2 separate regions of the Homo sapiens genome follow, and region 1 is linked to region 2. Evidence: chromatin loops called from intact Hi-C (ENCODE). Cell type or tissue: HepG2. All regions are shown on one strand. Links, peaks and the distances in the headings refer to the core of each region. The heading gives the core; the rest is flanking DNA.

The links. Hi-C counts contacts between places; a loop is a spot of excess contacts. Peaks named below come from ENCODE experiments on the same cell type or tissue, not always from the same donor. Only the 100,000 strongest peaks of a DNase experiment are listed, where the experiment ranks them.
Region 1: it touches region 2 in a loop (8-fold over the local background); 2 of 110 quality-filtered maps call a loop at or near these places.

Annotation. Positions count from the first base shown.
Region 1 is chr14:50,872,385-50,879,256 of GRCh38, reverse strand. ABHD12B (abhydrolase domain containing 12B) reads right to left here. Exons shown (of 13, transcript NM_001206673.2): 2 at 1,178-1,305; 3 at 410-512. Among named protein-coding and RNA genes, the nearest start is that of ABHD12B, 3.8 kb to the right of the region's middle. RefSeq lists a silencer at 3,672-3,721. In HepG2, for the core only: no CTCF peak of the experiment used is centred there; DNase peaks (open chromatin) are centred at 2,561, 3,696 and 4,216; H3K4me3 peaks cover 1,503 bases.
Region 2 is chr14:50,932,038-50,939,541 of GRCh38, reverse strand. It overlaps PYGL (glycogen phosphorylase L), which reads left to right. Exons shown (of 20, transcript NM_002863.5): 2 at 1,705-1,806; 3 at 4,357-4,435. Among named protein-coding and RNA genes, the nearest start is that of PYGL, 8.7 kb to the left of the region's middle. In HepG2, for the core only: no CTCF peak of the experiment used is centred there; a DNase peak (open chromatin) is centred at 3,761.

The DNA of each region.
Region 1 (6,872 bases), core at 1,558-6,557, 61 kb after region 2:
TTTTCTGAAAATTACCAATTAAAGTAAGATCCAATAGATGAGTAGACAGTTAGCAAGGCAAGAGGGAAGGCAGGGAGCTGAGAAATAGAAGGAAGCCTTGAAGGCAGAGCATGTCCTAGGAGGACAGTGTGTCTGGAGTTAAGGGCATGAAGGCAAGGGTGGTATGGAATAAGGCAGAAGGGATGGGTGAGGCCAGAAGCCAAGGGCAACACCTAAATGTCTATACTCCAAAGCAAAATTCTTAGGAAAATCAAGCAAATCAACAGAAGAGGAAGGTGTAGGAAACAGCCTCCAGGTACCTCCAGGAGCACCGACCTCTCCGTGGGCAGGTAACACAGCACTGCTCCTCTGAGTCCTAACAGGAACACCTGCCCCATCAAGCAACCCGGTGTCCCATCCGTGCACTCACCAGATCCCTAGCATCACCCCAGGTTCAACTCTCAGGTAGAAGTTCACTGTGTGAGGAATCTTTAACTCTGGTTTCTTTAAATCCACAAGAAATGGGGCTTTGACTGGAAAGTAAAAATCATTATCAACTTCAAGAATCAAATTCCATGCCTTTTAATCACAATCAAAGAAAGGAATTAGCCTACACAGGTTAACAGGCTTCTAAGTTGCAAGCTACTACACTAAACTCCTAGCAGAGTATTTTATTTTATCAGCTAGGACTAGCCTGCAGAGGAGGGGCAAAAAACAAAAACCTAAAAGCTAGATTTTAAAATAGCATCAGTGTCATGGCTCATAATAGAGAAACAGAGTTATTCAATCCTTATCCTTGTCTCCAGCTTTTTAAAAGCAGTGGAGACCATTCCCCTAAGAAGGTAAAAAGGCCTAGAAGAAAATAATAAGTATTCTGCTACTTCGGTGAAACCTAATCATCAGCCAAAAGGCAAGAAATGTCCAGAACTACCTGCTTACCAGGAGGCAAGCAGGTAAGAACTAGAAGGACTGTGAATGGAACCCCCACCCACAAGGCCATGCATCTCTCTTTACTCCCAACAGTTTGCAAGGATTCCTGCTAGACTTCAAAGTCAATATTAAATAAGTTTCAGACCATTTCAGTCTAACCACAATTTTACAGCTGACATGTCTTTTCACTACGTCACAACTTTAAGGGTACTGAGGTCTTTATTTGGGAAAAATTATATAGGAAAATTTATGGAAGGTCCATACTTACAAAAATTAAAATAAATTAGCATGTCTATCAGAGGAAGGAAAACGTGTTCTTTTAAGGATTTACTAGTAAAGCTGTCATACAGAGCAGCAATTTTTCTTCCGAGCATTGAACAGGAGTGTGGAAAATATCTGCAAGGTATTGGGAAACACACAAGGTTTTCGAAATTAATCCATTTGTCTTGGTTTGTTTTTTTCTTTTTCTTTGTTTTTTTTTGGACAGAGTTCTGCTCTTGTTGCCCAGGCTGGAGTGCAATGGCATGTTCTCAGCTCACTGCAACCTCTGCCTCCCGGGATCAAGCAATTCTCCTGCCTGAGCCTCCCAAGTAGCTGGCATTACAGGCACCCACCACCATGCCTGGCTAATTTTTGTATTTTTAGTAGAGACAGGGTTTCACCATGTTGGCCAGGCTGGTCTCGAACTCCTGACCTCAGGTGATCCGCCCCCAAATTTCAGAGACTAACACTGGGAATTCTGGGTCAGATGGCATTTAAGCAAAATCTTTTACACAATGACAAGGAATTATCTACACGGCAGGCCAAGACTGGGACTAAGGGGAAACCAGGTAAGGAAAGTAATAGGGCAGGGCCCCAACCAGTAGCTGAAAAAGCCAGGACATGGCAGGGACAGGAAGGGAAGGGATATGTTCGCACCACAGCCAGGTTTGGTCCCTTACTGTAGCCCCATAGAAGGCTGAGGCTGGACCCCAAAGTCACCAGTAAACAGGATTCAGACAGTTTAACAGTTGCTGCAGTTTTTAATTATATCACAATTCTGCACTATATGTGTTAGCTATTCTTATCATTAGTCTCAGGCAGTGAGGGAATAATCCCTAGATCCTCTATATTCTGGACTTATCTTAGGAAGAAATGAGCCAGTGTTAGGAGACCCCACTTCTGAGATGAGATCCCTGGAAGAGATGGACCCATGAGGCACAGGGCTGGAGCCTGGTCAGGGAGTGGGATGGGCGCATGCACATCTTGCCTACGCTATTGTTCCCTGTGACACAAACCACCCAATCAGGAGCTGTCAGCACACAAGTGACGATTTGTCCATGAGGGGTCACTAAGGACACCTCTGTCTCAAGCCACCTCTCTTGTGAGGGTCTTAGAGAGGTGAGGGATACAGGAGGTCAATGTCATCACCTCCTGCTTCCAGTTTTTGCCCACATTATCCATTAAGTAAGTCCCTTTCCATGTTGTAAGAGATCATTGTTAAAACTGTTTAATATAATCAAATGGTAAGGTTGAGGGGCTGGAAAGCATTTTTGATAAATTGTCTCCCCTGCCCTGATTTCTATGCTAGACCAGAGGCATTTTTGGAAGATAATTATTACCTTTGCTTTGCAAATGAGACTGGAAAGTTAAGTAATCTTTCCAAGGTCACAAGTCAATGAATGGCAGAGCCACACATACCCAGGTCTGTCTGATCCCATAGTCTTATAATGATCTCCAGGATGTCACAGTCTTGGTGACATCCATGTAAGCAGAAATGAACCCCAGGAACAAAGCTGGCCTCTGGCAAAATTCTGCTCATAGACAATCTTGTTTTAAGATCTCCTTCTGCACCTTAGCCCTCTCAGCAGGGTCCCGTCCTTTCTTCTTTCCTCCTTCCTGCTCCTGTATTCTCAGGAGCCCTCTGATAACAAAGTCATCAAAGAAAGACCTCTAAAAAAATTAATTCCCCCTGAAGTGTTAATGACTTAAAAATCAGAGCACTTATATGTGTTTGGAAGAGGCACGAAGAGAGAAGATAATGAATCTCTGATGAATTTCCAGCAGTTCTGCAAGAAGTGGAAAAGATATGTGGGCTAAGGGTAATGGATAGATTTTTGAATACATCATACGCTGGCAATTGCCTACTCATAAAATCAGCAAGAAAGAAATGAAAATGATTGTTTCATAATACTTTAAAATAGCACCCCACCACCCCTGCCATGAAGGCGGCAGGAAGGAGAGGACATTGTTGTTCTGATTTTAGAGATAAGAAATCAAAACCCAGAGAAGCCACTTTGAGCCACAGATCAAGCCCAAATGGACAGAACTGAACCCAAGGCTGAACTGTGCCTCCTTCCAGCTGCTGGCTCCTGCTGGCTTCCTTCTAAGCTCCCCTCACTCACCTCCACCCTGCCTGTTAGTCTCCAGCTAAGCTGTCTTTTGAAGGTAGGCAGGGTAGTCTCCCGCTAAGCTATGTTTTGAAGGTCTGCTTGGGAAGCAGAGGCAGTAGAGGGAAATGTGTGTCTGTTTTTTAAGGAATAATTCATACACAGTCCTTCTCTCAAATAGCTCGAGGCACTTTTCTGAGATGCACTGCGGGAAGAGAACAGAGTGACCAGATCCTCAGAGCATCAATAATGCAAAGCAGCTTCTTTTAACTAAGGGGTTGTCAATTTGACTTCCCCTAGATCAGTAAGGGATCAAAAGTCACCAGTGGCTAATAGACCTTATTTGAGCAGAGGATGCAGTTTCAGCCCAATCCCCGCTAACGGCCAGCCACATCAAACGGCCACCTTGGTGCTTTGGTGTTCTTTCACTTGCCCTTTGATCAGCTGCAGCTGTAACCACACAGCGTCCCACAGGGGACTCAGAACCTAACTGGATGATTCTTACTGGTGAAAGCTGGTGGAGTCTGAGCTGCTACAGGGTGAATCACTCATGCTCAGAGGTTTCTGCAAACCAACTTTGGGAAGCCCAAATCTAACTACATTTACTATTTCAAATATTAAGACAGGTACCTTCAACCTGTGTGCCAATTCACTCAGTCGACATGTGTTTGTCACCAAGCACCGGGAGACATCCTCCCAACCAAATCCCCTCTTCCTTCACACCCATGGAAGTATCTCTTTTTTGTCAAAGTCTCCTGGAGAGATCATTCCATGGTGACCTCTCCTCTCTTGTCTTTCCTCCCACAAATAATAACGGGGCCTCAGCTGGCCTTGAATTGTTCTGTGATGGCTTTCCCATTATTAGCCCTGTCTTCTCCACTCTATCAGGCCACAGACAACAAGAACAACATGGCATAGAATGCTTCCTTTACATTTCCCTCTGTCTAGCCCAGGGCTGAGCTCAGTAAATATTGACGCATAGGTTGAAAATAGAAAGAGAGTGCATTTATTTTGTAAGGGAGAAGGAAGCAACATTTATTGGTAGCTTCAGAGGAAAGAGGAAGGACTTCATTTTCTTTTTTTTACTTACAATTGCAAATGAATCAATGTGTGCTCCACAGAGCAAGGATTTTGTCTGTTTTATTTACTGCTGTGTGACCAAGACTAGAATACTATCCAATAGATAATAAAGAACCAACGCTGTGGAAAGAATGAACACATTTATCAGCCTACTCCTGCACATTTTCTGAGCACTATCTAGGATTGTAATGACTTGGGGTGGAATGGGGGAAATGAGGAGGAAAATAAACCTTTGGTTTCCCCCAACTTCCTTCTGGAGCACATTTTCCATTTTTCTTTTTTTATTATTATTTTTTTTTGAGACGGAGTCTCGCTCTGTCACCCAGGCTGGAGTGCAGTGGTGCGATCTCGGCTCACTCCAACCTCCGCCTCCCAGGTTCAAGCAATTCTCCTGCCTCAGCCTCCGGAGTAGCTGGGACTACGGGCATGTGCCACCACGCCTGGCTAATTTTTTGTATTTTTAGTAGAGACAGGGTTTCACTGTGTTAGCCAGGATGGTCTCCATCTCCTGACCTCATGATCTGCCCGCCTTGGCTTCCCAAAGTGCTGGGATTACAGATGTGAGCCACAATGCCTGGCCTCATTTTTCTAATTTAAAGAAAACCAGTTGTAAAGTGGAGACTTACTCTCCTTGGCCCACCCACCTTAAGCAGCAACTGGATTTGATAAAAATTTTTGTAAAATAAATAACTAGATTCCCAAGGCATTAAAAAATAGCCACTGAAAAAATCATATGATGAAATGTTCTTGGGTCTCACAACACATCCCACTAGTTCCAGTGCCATGATCAGGGCCAGGGGCATGGCAAGCCCTCCATGAAGGTTTGCTCACCTAAGTGAACCCGGCTCCAAGAATCAAAGAGGACTTGGGATAGTGGAAATGGGTCTGGGCCTCAGCCTCAGCACATCTTATGGTAGCCAATAATCTTCTGCTCAGATGAAGACATACGCTAGTATTTTGTTCTTTCAGGAAGTGTCTCTTGAGACTTTTTTCACTAATTAGTAAGGCAAGTAATAGATGGTCCCCAACTCCCTATCTCCCACTCCATTATCAACAAAGTGGGTTATTCTCTATGAGTATGATGTGCAACTTTGATTCTCTGCCTAATAAATGCCCTTTACTGCCAAATAAATGTTAAATAATCAGCCATCAATTCCACAGAGACCATCAAAGTGAAAAACATTAGATGTCAACGTTCCCAGAATCACCACATCTGGGAGAGAAGTCCTGTTAATATGCAGTTTGACAAGTGCAATCAGGACATTCTGCCACGTGTTCAGATCCAACCCAGAGCTGGGAGGCATGGGTTCTAGGTGACTGGGCCCCTGCAGAGCTGCCAGCACTCTGCTGTCTGCAATGAGAATAAAAAGGAATAGAAGAGAAAAGAGACCAGGTGCAGTGGCTCACACCTGTAATCCCAACACTTTGGGGTGCCAAGGCAGGTGGAATCTGTGAGCTCCAGGAGTTTGAGACCAACCTGAACAATGTAGTGAAAACCCATATCTACACAAAATACAAAAATCAGCTCAGTGTGGTGGCAGGTGCCTGTAGTCCCAGCTACTGGGGAGGCTGAGACGGGAGGATCGCTGGAGCCCTGGGAATGAGCCAAGATTGTGCCACTGCACTCCAGCCTGGGCAACAGAGTGAAACCCTTGTCTCAAAAAAGAAAAAAAAAAGAGAGAGAGAGAGAGAAAAGATCCCCGTTTGTCATCATCACTCTGGGCACTCCAAAGTGAGGTCTCCTGTGTCTGGATGTAATTTTTGGATATTTTCTAATCAGCACAAATTAAACAAAAGGAATAGAAAGAGGGAAGTAAAAATGCCAATACCTTCCCACACCAACAAAACTAAATGAAATACCCACGTGTCCTGGGTCCACGATCTCCAACCAATACCTGGCTTCAGTGCAAACAAGACTGACAATATGTTGCAGGTGGATTCAGGTAATTTAAGATTACTGTTTAAACCGAGGATCCATGGGAGGAAGAAAACAGAAACAAAACCCGAAACACCCACTGATACATTTCAGACTTAAACAACATAAGAACTTGGCACAGGTAATGCCAAGTTATGGTTTCAACACACTATGTACATCTTTAGCATACTGGAGGTGTTTTCTTTAAATACATGCCAGGGAGTTCACACTCAGGGAACTAGGCACGGATTTTCTGATTCTTTTCCACCTACACAGATAGGCCCTTGACCTAAGAGGATCCCGTCCAAGATTACAACATATATTACTATTGTCACTATTACTAATGTCATTCAGATCCATCTTGTATGTTAGCAAAATGGTCAGATAATAGAGATTGGTGTAGGAATTCAACCATCTCCCTGGCATCTGTATTTCAGAAGCCCCCAAAAGTTATAACTTCCTGAAATACCAAACCTGAGAGTCTCGCTGGTCCAGGTTGGGATTGAGGCTGAGGATAGCAAGGGCAACCAAAGAGCCCTAGAGTTCTCAGGGGGCCGCCGAGGTCCCCCGGAAGCCACAATGCTGGGCCTTGGGCCCGG
Region 2 (7,504 bases), core at 1,303-6,302:
GTCTGAACTTTGTACCTCTCACCTTCAACTCTGATGATATTTGCCTGACTTTTACCATGTCAAAGGCAAATAATGTCTAAGTCAATAGAGAAATTTCCAATTTCAATAAGAACAAACACCAATAAACCTTAGGTAGTCTTCTTGTTCATAAGGAACTTGCCAGTAAATAGACTTTATAGAAAAATTTGATTCTAAAATTAATTGTAGGCCGGGCGCTTGGCTCACGCCTGTAATCCCAGCACTTTGGGAGGCCAAGGCAGGCAGATCACCTGAGGTTAGGAGTTCAAGACCAGGCTGGCCAACATGGCAAAACCTTGTTTCTACTAAAAATACAAAAATTAGCTGGGCATGGTGGCAGGCGCCTGTAGTCTCAGCTACTCAGGAGGCTGAAGGAGAATTGCTTGAACTAGGAGACAGAGGTTGCAGTGAGCTGAGATTGCGCCACTGCACTCCAGCCTGGCCGACAGAGGGAGACTGTGTCTCAATCAATCCATCAATAAATAAATAAATTAATTAATTAATTAAACTGTAAAATTTCTTACAGTAATCAGCCAAGGAGGAATATTTTCTACCCATGCGGTGTGTGGGAGTTAATCTTTGTGTTTCTTGGATGACTTGAGATAGTCATAGCCAACTCAGCTTACCGGCACCCACCAAGGTGCCCTATAAATATTTTATTAATGAATGGTGAGCTATGGCCGTCTGACTTCTGTTTGTCCAAAACCTATGCTTTATTCATGAGGTTCATGATCAGGAGAGGGAAAAAACACAAAACATTGAATCTACTTAGATGAGTTTGCTTTTTTTCTCCCCGGGGGTAAAAAATACTGAATTACTTCGCCAAAAATAGTGCTTTGCCAAAACCTGTTGTCAGTAACACTTTTATTTAGTCCTTCATACATCTCTATAGGAGTGTTAGCAGAAAGGAGTCACCATCCCAGACTCCAAGAGAGGGTTCTTGGATCTCGCACAAGAATTTGAGGCAAATTCATAGAGTAAAGTGAAAGCAAGTTTATTAAGAAAGTAAAGGGGCCGGGCGCAGTGGCTCGCGCCTCTAATCTCAGCACTTTGGGAGGCCGAGGTGGGCGGATCACCTGAGGTCAGGAGTTCGAGACCAGCCTGACCAACATGGAGTAAACCCCATCTCTACTAAAAATAGAAAAATTAGCTGGGCATGGTGGCGCATGCCTGTAGTCCCAGCTCCTCAGGAGGCTGAGGCAGGACAATCTCTTGAACCCAGGAGGTAGAGGTTGCAGTGAGCTGATATTGGACCATTGCACTTCAGCCTGGTGACAGAGCAAGACTTTGTCTTTAAAATAAAAAAAGAAAAGATTTTGAAATATTTTTAAATATCTTAAGTCCATGCTAATTTGGAATCATTAAAAAGGAGGCAAAGAAAACCTTTTATCAGCAAGGTTTCTGTGACCTGTATCTTGTGCAGACCTCCTATTTCATCCTGTGACTTAGAATGCCAAACGTTCTGAGAATGCAGCCCAGTAGGTCTCAGCCTTATTTTACCCAGCTCCTATTCAAGATGGAGTCACTTTGGTTCAAACACCTCTGACGGGAGTCTCATTCGAACCTGTGGTGACATAGTCCTGCCTGTTTGTTTCTTATTGGTGACCTAACACATGACCTTGTGTTTTTATGTTAAGTGAGGTTGATCTCTTGGGGGAAACATTATCTCTCTTTTCTTTATTTCAGAGGGTATATTACCTCTCTCTGGAATTTTACATGGGCCGAACATTACAGAACACCATGATCAACCTCGGTCTGCAAAATGCCTGTGATGAGGCCATTTACCAGGTACATTGTTCCTAGATTTCTCTCATCCTGTCTCTTTAAATTTCATGTGCACTTCAGGAAACTTGGGGACATTGCACAAAAAAATAAAGTAAAATAAGAGTGAAAAATCGCCTCTATAGATGTGGCTATTACAAACTTTTAGAAATATACATCACTGGTAATCTCTCATTTAAGAGGAACAACCAGAAAAAGTTAGATAACTCGTTATGACTCATGAGAATTTTCTTTTGCAATCAAAGTCTTTGACAGCATTCCTCACAGATTACATTTCAGAAATTAGTGTCTGAACAAGCCTTTTAAAAGTACTTGAGTCTTCTGCTATCAGAATCACAATCTTTACTTTGGGCTTCTATCTCATTTTTAAGAAATGATCAAACTTTGTTATTCATGTATCAAGGCAATTTGTGAAAATGATCAGCTTTAAAAATTCTGTTGTCATACTTTCTCTGTTGCTTAATGAGATGTAAAATACACTTCCTCCTTAAAGGAGAAGCTTGAAGTCTTAACCCTAATGTGCTAAGTTGTTTTCATGAATATATTTAACTTTTTCTTTCCTGAGCTTCAGGCACCTTCATACCCAAAACAGGTAGCCCTTAACCTTTTTGATGTGGTTGAAAGGAGAAATGTGTATTTGCAAAGACACATTCTAAATGAGAGACTGTTCAAACTTTTCATTTCCTTTGCCATGGGATTGTCCCCTCATGTGTCCTTCGCTCAAGAACAAATACGTCTACAACCAGGTCATAGCTAACTCACATACATGTGGGTTAGGTGGAGTATTTCCTGTGAAAGAACCCCTGCAGGTCCTCTCCATGTCCCTTCCCTCTCCTTCCCCTAATATCAGCTGAAAATAACATCTCTCCCTTGGAGTAGCCTATAGCCAGGCAGGGTGATGTGATCCATGTCTACTTGCTCAAAATTTATATCATACTTTTTTTTTTTTTTGAGACGGAGTCTCGTCCTGTTACGCAGGCTGGAGTGCAGTGGCACGATCTCAGCTCCCTGCAATCTCCACCTCCCAGCCTCAGCCTCCTGAGTAGCTGGGATTACAGGCATGCACCACCTTGCCCAGCTCATTTCTGTATTTTTAGTAGAGATGGGGTTTCGCCATTTTGGCCAAGCTGGTCTCGAACTCCTGACCTCAGGTGATCCACCCACCTTGGCCTCCCAAAATGCTGGAATTACAAGTGTGAGTCACCGTGCCAGCCTATATCATGCTTTAGACTTACGTTTTTAGAATTTAAAAATTCTGAGTGTTAGCACCAGCAGTTGGCTTACACCAGGAACCTAGTAAGCTCTAATCTGCAGAGAGCAAATTTGAAAGGCCCTTTAACACTGAACAGAAGCATAACCAAGGTTGAACTCGTAAGATACAGTTGTCAAGACCTGTGTGACAGGTAGGAATCCAAACAGGTGCCATGGAAACGGGGGCACAACTTCAAGCACTGGTGCATCTTCCACATATGTCTTCAAATGTGCAAATTATTTTTCCATTTAAAAAAAATACCCAGTTTCATGGGTTGCCTAACTTCAGATAAGAACCCAGTTGTTTCACAGTAGGCCACCTTTAGCCATGCCTGGGCTAGATTAGCATCTAGTCAGGATGGAACAAGTCATTTGCCTGACCAACAATTCTTTCATCGTAAAATGAGCAATCCAATGTGATCTCCAGGGCTGCAGAGCTCTGTCATGGGTGCCCAGTGGTGCTGTGGACTCTGCTGTGTGATCCCCAGCACTTTGGGGCAGGGAGCTAGCTGGCAATCAGTCCCATCCGTGCCCAAGTTCACAGATGCTATTTGGCTTCCCACAGCTTCTTATCCACCCCAGGGAAAAGTAAAGGATTTTACCCCATCCAGCTGGATTGCAGGACTGCAGTTTCCCTGCCTGCTGTCAGGACCCAGGTCTCCAGGGCAGTAACCCACTAACTGGTTTTGAGTTGACAACTTTTGACCCTACTGAGTAAATATGCTGTGGTCATGAAAAGATGAACTTTAGTCCATTCTGGAACGTCTGACCCTGAGACCTTTCGGTCATTTTCAAAATCCCTCAGTCCAATTAATATCAGCTTGGTACTGGACTGTTTCTGAGGTTTTAACCCTACTGTACACACACACACACAATTTTTTTTAATGATAATAGCTAACATTTATTGAGGGATATCTGCCCAAGAATAGTTCTAAATGCTTTGTTTGTATAATCTCATTTAATTCACGGCAATCATCAGTGAGGTAGGTACTGTTAGCCTCCACTTTTTTAAATAGGAAAATTGAGGCATAGAGTTAGTAGCTTGCCCAGGGTCATGTAAGAAGTAACAGAGTCAATAATGGACTTTTAGAGCTTACACTTTTCTCCATGCTGCAGCTGCACCATCTCATACAGTTTGCCTCTGCAGTCAGTACCTGATGCCAGAACAAGCTGCAAGGGAGCTGACGCTAGATTAGGTACACAGCTAAACCTGAATACCTTTACCCAGAGCTGTAGGAAATGGCTGTCCCTCTGAATGGCCTGAATTTTTATCTGCTTCCAATATTGTTTTCCTTTCATTACCAGCTTGGATTGGATATAGAAGAGTTAGAAGAAATTGAAGAAGATGCTGGACTTGGCAATGGTGGTCTTGGGAGACTTGCTGGTAAGTGACATTGTGAGTGTATTATATTGTCTGGCCGATTGAAGACATCTCAGATGCCATGCATGACCATGCTTGCAAGAACCAGGCAGGCTTCCTAGAAGAAGCGCAAGGTATGACCTGGTTGTAGATGTATTTGTTCTTGAGTTTGCACTTTGGTTTGATCAATTCTAGACAAATAGTAGAGATGGGAACTTGAACAAAAGAGACACTGCTTAAAACTCAGTTAACCAGATCCTTCCTATGCACTTAAGAGTATGTTAAATGTTAACACACTAAAAAATTTATTATGCTAGCACCCCCTTTGATCACTACCCCAGTTCTGTGCTCCTCCCTATAGGGGGTCATAGGGAACAGTTTAGTATTTAGAATTCCAGACCTTTTTTCTGCATATTCATTCACATTATATACATATGTACACACAAACACACACACACATATATATATATACACACACATACACACACATGTAAATGTCTGGAATATATATCTTCCAGACCTTTTTTCTACATATTTACACACACACATACACATATATATATTCATAGAAAATATTTAATTTTTTAAAAAATAAATGGTATCACACTGTATGGCTTTAATACAATGTGATTTCTTTTTTAGTTTGGAGATCTATCCAGTAAAGTACGTCTAGGTCAAAAGTAGTGTCTTTACTTCACTATTATTTGTTCAAAGCTTCTCAATTCACATCCTTGTGTGGCATGACCTAAGTTAAGTTGCTGTTGTTTTATTTTATTTTATTTTTTCAGTGGTAGACTCCAGGTCAGAGGCATGACCCCAGTTGGTCAACCATTGTCTTGCCTTGTGCACTTGACTGCTTGATTGACTAGTGGGCAATGATACACTAATATTATTGGTATGATTTTGTTAATAATGTCCTTTTTGTGTGTGGATACAATTTGAGTTCTTTGCTTTTTTCAGGGAATAATTTTTCATCAAATATATAGGAAAGCACTAAAAATACAATACCAGCTCCATTAGTTTAGAAAATACACATCTCTATAACCAAGTAATTCCACTTGATATCTACCCTAAAGAAGCACACACATAAGAAGACATGTGGGGAAAATAATTGTTACAGTGTAGTTTATAAAAGTACTACACTGATTGTTGAAGAACAAAATTGACCTAGATGTACTTTCCTAGCTAGATCTCCAAATTAAAAGCGAAATCAAATTGCATTAAAGCCATACAGTGTGATACCATTTGTTTTTTAAAAATTAAATATTTTCTGTGAATATATATGTATGTGTCTGTGTGTGTGTAAATATATAGGAAAAAGATCTGGAAGATATATATTCCAGACATATATGTGTGTGTGTGTGTATATATGTGTGTGTGTACATATGTATATAATGTGAATATGTAGAAAAAAAGGTCTGGAATTTTAAATACGAAACTGTTCCCTACGACCCCCTGTAGGGAGGAGTGCAGAACTGGGATAGCGATCAAAGGGGATGCTGGCATAATAAATTTTTTTGTCTGTAACTTTTAATATTTTTAAGGAAGATGCATTAATGTATTATTTGTGAAATTTAAATTTAATAATAAAAATGTACTACCACACATGTATCAGATTGTATTCTATGAAAAATAATTATCTCCTCTCTTTTAGAAATTGTTCAAAAATCTTCTGATTTTGCATACACCCAAGTTACTAGAAAGCCATTTGCATCTGTTTCATTTTTTTCATCCTTAGTACATTAGTCACAGTGTGCTTTAACATTGTCATTAATAATGAACAAAACAAAATAAAACAATGCCTGTGGGATACTTGCCACCTTCCTGTGAAGTTAATTATCAGACAATTTAGTAGGCTTTCTATGGGGCTGCAGGAAGGCCAGCAGTGCTGATGCACATCTGAGAATAAGAACCAGCCTGCCTACCTTTTATGTGAAGCCCGAGCCCTCAGTCTTTGTTAGCTAGGTTAACTCTGTGTCTGACATTCATGACATCGCTCCTTGAGTTGACTGATGAAGTCAGAGTGAAGAGGCTGATGAAGCTGAGAATTCTCATTAGATGATCTCATCTAAGTTGGGACCCCCTCTAAAGATAATCTGATCAGGACTCAGGAAAAGCCGAAGAGCCACAGCTCAAAGAGAACAGGAATGGGAGCAGAGCCAGGCCATATGTGAGCACAGGGATTGGCGATGTAAGAAAAACTTGAAAGCCTAGGCCATTTGTGTTTGTGGATCTCTGTTTTAAGGGCTGTACCACCAACCTCATTCAATCCCTTTCTGTTTGATCTACAGCTTTTAATATTCTTGTCAGTTTTAATTCCTACTGTACACTTCCTCATTCTGTGTATATTTCTCAGCTTAAATTCCTGGGAGGGACAATCTGATTAGTGTAACACCTTAGTTTTCATCCAGCCACAAGACAGATCCTTACCCAGCCTGTTGGTTAACTGTTCTGGATCAGATGCCCTGTCATTAAATAACAGAAAACCTAGCAAAAATGCTTCAATCAAAAAGGACATGTGTTATCATATAACAAGAACTCCAGAGGTAAGGCCATTCCAAGACTGGTTTATTCAGCAGCAGGAGTATAGCAGGACTCCAGGTCTCTGGTCCTTTTGTCTTTCCCCTCATGGAAAAAAGACAGTGGCAGCAAGGAAAATCTTTCCCAGAATTCTCCTATACCCAACAGACTTTCTAGCACCACTCATCTGATTGAATGTCATTGTATGCCCACGGAGAAGGAAATACAATTGCTATGATTGGCTTAGCAGATTAGACCAATCCAGCAAGATTCACTTCCTGGTTCAGCCTCCCTGAAGCATATGATCACCTAATATCTGAACAACAGTGGAATTCCATTAGCCAGGAAGAAACAGAGCTGGCCACAGAATATCTTGTCAGTCAGTTGCTGGAAGGGAATGGGACACATATAAGTTATACTCTCCTGGGACTGTCTTTTCCAGTGGGGTGAGTCTTAGGGGAGGATAGAGACAGCTTCCCTTAGAAAAGGCAGTGTGGGGACAATAATCGACATTATCTGGTGCAGGTTGGCTTCCTTATCTGTTCTCAAACAAAATGTACACAATAGTTATTT